Regions from separate parts of the Homo sapiens genome. Here region 1 is linked to region 2. Evidence: chromatin contacts called from ENCODE Hi-C data. All regions are on one chromosome and are shown on one strand. The core of a region is the stretch at or near the end of the contact, and the rest is flanking DNA. Distances in the headings are between cores, read along the strand shown. Region 1 holds the start of HSPB1 (heat shock protein family B (small) member 1). Region 2 holds the start of RSBN1L (round spermatid basic protein 1 like).

The links. Hi-C counts contacts between places; a loop is a spot of excess contacts on that map. Pooled maps may share reads with other maps.
Region 1: a loop to region 2 is called in a map of CD4-positive, alpha-beta memory T cell, with 14 times the contacts of the local background. The contact joins the promoter of HSPB1 here to the promoter of RSBN1L in region 2. A Hi-C loop is called at or near these places in 3 of 168 maps with a recorded cell type or tissue (CD4-positive, alpha-beta memory T cell, naive thymus-derived CD4-positive, alpha-beta T cell and ovary) and 7 of 50 pooled maps.

The regions. Positions count from the first base shown.
Region 1 is chr7:76,301,223-76,303,922 of GRCh38, forward strand. HSPB1 (heat shock protein family B (small) member 1) reads left to right here and starts at 1,451. Exons shown (of 3, transcript NM_001540.5): 1 at 1,451-1,854; 2 at 2,580-2,643. The coding sequence starts at 1,491.
Region 2 is chr7:77,695,018-77,697,717 of GRCh38, forward strand. It overlaps RSBN1L (round spermatid basic protein 1 like), which reads left to right and starts at 1,442. Exons shown (of 8, transcript NM_198467.3): 1 at 1,442-2,038. The coding sequence starts at 1,453. It overlaps APTR (Alu-mediated CDKN1A/p21 transcriptional regulator), which reads right to left and starts at 1,248. Exons shown (of 2, transcript NR_134254.1): 1 at 879-1,248. RefSeq lists enhancers at 537-1,432, 1,433-2,328, 1,513-1,742 and silencers at 1,263-1,482, 1,953-2,272, 2,563-2,662.

The DNA of each region.
Region 1 (2,700 bases), core at 201-2,700, 1.4 Mb before region 2:
CATCAGCCTCCCAAAGTGCTAAGATTACAGATGTCAGCCACTGCACCCAGCCAGTAATATAATTTTATGGGACCACCTTCATATTTGCTGTCCCTTGCTGACTTACACATCTTTATGCAATGCATGACTGTTACCATCATTATCATCTCTATTTTCCAGATGGGGAAACTGAGGCACAAAGAATCTAACTTGCACAAGTTCATCTGCTTAGTGATGGAACAAAGATGTGAATTCAGGCAGTCTGGCTTCAAAGTCCACACGCCTAACAACCACACCAGATTACTAGATTGCTTTTTTCTTTTTTCTTTTTTTTTTTTTGAGATGGAGTCTCACTCTGTCACCCAGGCTGGAGTACAGTGGTGAGATCTCGGCTCACTGCAACCTCTGCCTTCTGGGTTCAAGCAATTCTCCTGCCTCAGCCTCCCCAGCAGCTGCGATTACAGGCGCCCGCCACCACACCCAGCTAATTTTTGTATTTTTAGTAGAGATGGGGTTTCACCATGTTGGCCAGGCTGGTCTCAAACTCCTGACCTCTGGTGATCCTCCCACCTCGGTCTCCCAAAGTGCTGGGATTACAGGCGTGAGCCACCACGCCCAGCCCAGACTGCTTTATTTTTGTATTTGTATTTATTCATTTACTTATTTTGAGACAGGGTTTTGCTCTGTAGCCCAGGCTGAAGTGCAGTGGTGCAATCCAGCTCACCACAGCCTCTACTCACCGGGGTTCAAAGGATCCTCCTGCTTCAGCCTCTGGAGTAGCTGGGGCCACAGGCATGCACCACCATGCCCAGCTAATTTTTAAATATTTTTTGGTAGAAGTAGGGTCTCACTATGTTGCCCAGACTGGTCTCAAACTCCTAGCCTCAAGGGACCCTTCTGCCTTGGCCTCCCAAAGTGCTGAGATTACAGGCATGAGCCATGCACCCAGCCCCTTTTTAAAATTTTTTTGAGAGACAAGACTTTGATCTGTTGCCTAGGCTGGAGTGCAGTGGTGAGATCATAGCTCACTGCAGCCTCAACTCCTGGGCTCAAGCACCAGACTCCTTTTATCACATTCTATCTCACACGCGTGTGGTTCCAATCCTGCCTCTGCCACTTCTCAGTTGTATGCCCCAACCCAACCTGTCTGGCTCTGTCCTCCTTAACAGAAGGACGGCCCTGGCCACGGGCCACAGCCAGCAACGCTTAAGCACCAGGGCCGGCGAGTGCCCTGCCGTGGCACGGCTCCAGCGTCGCGCTCTCGAATTCATTTGCTTTCCTTAACGAGAGAAGGTTCCAGATGAGGGCTGAACCCTCTTCGCCCCGCCCACGGCCCCTGAACGCTGGGGGAGGAGTGCATGGGGAGGGGCGGCCCTCAAACGGGTCATTGCCATTAATAGAGACCTCAAACACCGCCTGCTAAAAATACCCGACTGGAGGAGCATAAAAGCGCAGCCGAGCCCAGCGCCCCGCACTTTTCTGAGCAGACGTCCAGAGCAGAGTCAGCCAGCATGACCGAGCGCCGCGTCCCCTTCTCGCTCCTGCGGGGCCCCAGCTGGGACCCCTTCCGCGACTGGTACCCGCATAGCCGCCTCTTCGACCAGGCCTTCGGGCTGCCCCGGCTGCCGGAGGAGTGGTCGCAGTGGTTAGGCGGCAGCAGCTGGCCAGGCTACGTGCGCCCCCTGCCCCCCGCCGCCATCGAGAGCCCCGCAGTGGCCGCGCCCGCCTACAGCCGCGCGCTCAGCCGGCAACTCAGCAGCGGGGTCTCGGAGATCCGGCACACTGCGGACCGCTGGCGCGTGTCCCTGGATGTCAACCACTTCGCCCCGGACGAGCTGACGGTCAAGACCAAGGATGGCGTGGTGGAGATCACCGGTGAGCCCCCCTGCTCCTGCAGGGGAGAGGAGGAGGCTAGCAGGGCGGGCAGGGCCGGGGGCGTGCGGTTGAAACGGGGGTCCCGGGGGCCTGGGGAGTTAAACGTTGGCCCAGCACCGGGAAAAACAGGACTCCTGATTCCCTTGCTCAGGAATTGGGAGTGCGGGTCGCTTCTAAGGGCGCTTTCTGCTCTGTAATCCCAGCGCTTTGGGAGGCCGAGACGGGAGGATCGCTTGAGGCCAGGAGTTCAAGACTAGCCTGGGCAACATAGCGAGACGCGCCCCCCCGCCCCGACCCCGCGCCATTACAAAAAAAAAGCAAACAAAAATTTTTTTAAAGATCATCGATGAAGAGAGAAAATGCGCTTTTCTACAGAGTCCCCTTCCCACCCACAGCCCCATCCCCAGATAAGCGGGGAGTTCCCTGGCGCGGTGCCAGTTTCTAGCCGCTGAGTGGGCGTGTGCGCGGCTCCAAGTGCGCCTGCGTACTGCTCACTCCCCAGCTCCGCGCCCTGCTCCGTTCCTCCCAAAACTCTGAATCGAAGAACTTTCCGGAAGTTTCTGAGAGCCCAGACCGGCGGGCACGCCCCCATCCCCAACCCCCTCTGTTAATCCCTACCAGCCTGCAGTCCTGGCTGCTTCCAAGCAGGAGGTGGGGCCTCTGGCCTAGCGGGGCCGAAAGGCAGTCCCCTCCCCCGCAGTCTGATTTCCCTCTTCCCCCCAAAGGCAAGCACGAGGAGCGGCAGGACGAGCATGGCTACATCTCCCGGTGCTTCACGCGGAAATACACGTGAGTCCTGGCGCCAGGTCGGGGTGGGTGGGTGGCGTGGGGGTGGGGTCAGGGAAG
Region 2 (2,700 bases), core at 192-2,691:
ACCTAAAAAAACAATTCTTGCTTTTCAAACATCCATAAATAATCGCCAACGAATTTTTCCTGGCAAGTCTACGTTATAATAATAATAATATTATTATTATTATTATTATTTTTTGAGACGGAGTCTTGCCCTGTCGCCCAAGCTGGAGTGCAGTGGCGCAGTCTCGGCTCACTGCAACCTCCGCCTCCTGGGTTCAAGCGATTCTCCTGCCCCAGCCTCCCCAGTAGCTGGGATTACAGGTGCGCGCTTCCATGCCCAGCTAATTTTTGCATTTTTAGTAGAGACGGGGTTTCACCATGTTGGTCAGGCTGGTCTCGAACTTCTGACCTCGTGATCCGCCCGCCCCGGTCTCCCAAAGTGCTGGGATTACAGGTGTGAGCCACCGCGCCCGGCTATAATAATTATTATAAAATTCAAATCTTAAGGCCGCACATGGTGGCTCACGCCTGTAATCCCAGCACTTTGGGAAGCGGAGGTGGGCCGCTCACCTGAGATCAGGAGTTCGAGTCCAGCCTGGCCAACATGGTGAAACCCCGTCTCTAATAAACACAAAAATTAGCCAAGCATGGTGCCGGACGCCTGTAGTCCCTGTTACTGGGGAGGCTGAGGCAGGAGAATCGCTTGAATCTGGGAGGCGGAGGTTGCGGTGAGCCGAGATCGCGCCACGGCACTCCAGCCTCGACAACAGAGCAAAACTCCGTCCCAATAAATAAATAAATAAATAAAATAAAAATCTTAAGGGTCTAGTCACAACAGTTCAAAAGTCTCCAAAGGGAGACTCTCACCTTCAAGCTTGTAAGTAATACTAAAGTTCTAGATTTGCTGGAAGTTATCTCCTTCAATGGATTACAGCACATGATCTAGCAATAATAACGTACCTTGTCACCACATCGAATGATTTTGAACACTTCCCATCAATCGACTACCGACTAACAAAAAGAAGGACTTGATTCCCGGCAATTTTTTCTCTTCTGAACTGAGCATTCCCGAAATCCAGCTTGCTGAACGCGCAGATGCAGGGTGAGAGGCACCCCAGGAAAAATGGAAGGGAAAGTGGTACAAGTTAAAACAGTCTTCGTGGCCGCAGAGACGATCGCTACCTCGGCCATGGCAGATCTGGGGGTCCGGGGCGGGGGTTCTTCCCTGATACCCACCGGGCACGCGAGTTCACGCCAGCGACAGTGGAAAGCCCTCCCCTCGCAGCGCGCTCCGCCACTAGCCGCACCCCGCCGAGCTCTGACCTCCGAAGAGGGTCCCTGTGGCGATCCCGCCCCTTCGTCTGATGTTTGTGCCTTTGATTGGCTCTTAGGTGGATCCCTCAGCGTGGCTTGCCCAATGGAGCAATGCCGGCTGGTGGCCTGGCCGCTCCGCCCCTTCCCTACCCCTCGCGGAGGGCCCGCCCCCTGCCCCGCGCCGGCTAGCGGAGGAGAGTAAATACAACAGGAGCGCAAAATGGCGGAACCGCCGAGCCCCGTGCACTGTGTCGCTGCCGCGGCCCCCACCGCCACCGTCTCGGAGAAAGAACCGTTTGGCAAGCTGCAACTCTCCTCCCGGGACCCTCCGGGTTCTCTGTCCGCCAAGAAGGTCCGGACTGAGGAGAAGAAGGCACCGCGGAGAGTGAACGGAGAAGGGGGCAGCGGCGGGAACAGCAGGCAGCTGCAGCCGCCGGCAGCACCTTCGCCTCAGAGCTATGGCAGCCCCGCGTCTTGGAGCTTTGCCCCTCTGTCTGCTGCTCCCTCCCCGTCCTCTTCTCGGAGCAGTTTCTCTTTCTCCGCTGGCACGGCCGTTCCCTCCTCAGCCTCCGCTTCCTTGTCTCAGCCGGTGCCGCGCAAACTGCTGGTCCCTCCTACGCTGCTGCACGCTCAGCCTCACCATCTCCTCCTGCCCGCCGCCGCCGCCGCTGCCTCGGCTAACGCCAAGTCGCGCAGACCTAAGGAGAAGCGGGAGAAGGAGAGGAGGAGGCACGGTCTCGGTGGGGCCCGAGAGGCCGGCGGGGCCTCCCGGGAGGAGAACGGGGAGGTGAAGCCGCTGCCCCGAGGTGGGTGCCGTGCGGGGAGGGGGAGGGGAGGGCGCCGTGGGTCCCCGCCGCCCCCTGGCGCCCACGGGGCCCGGGAAGGGGGAGCGCGGCGGCCGCGTGCGCCGGCCTGGAGGGGCTGGGAGGCGTCCGGTTTTCAGCAGAGGATTTTGCAGTTCCCAAGGGGACAGGAAATGGAGCCTGTAATTTCGGTTGCAGAGAGGGGGATGGCCGACACTCTTATTTTCTGTATCGTTTCTTCCTCCCAGTTAGTGCGCTGCAGGATTTGTGAAAATCCATCTTGAGGACTCTCCTAGGTTTGTTTGGCTAGGGAGAGAGATGGAGGGAACGGGATGGGGGAAGGGTTTGGTTTTGTAAAAGATGCTTGATTGATTGTTAGACCACTTAGACGTGGTCGCGGGAATTCGTATTTGTGACACAGCGTTCAACCCCGGATAATCCTGTCAAAAAAGGGGTGTGGAGAGAGCACTGGCGTCAGCTGGAAGCTACCAGAGGCCTGAGCTTTTCATCCCTATTAGGGAAATGAGGTAGCGTGCAGGGCCCGAAGTGCGCTGTTTCGTAAGGTACCCTCCCTGCACCCTACTCTCCGCTGCGTATTCTTAAGTGTTTTGGGTGGTCCTGTTTGAAATACCACCCTTCTGAAAGAATTTTCAGCCATATTCTTT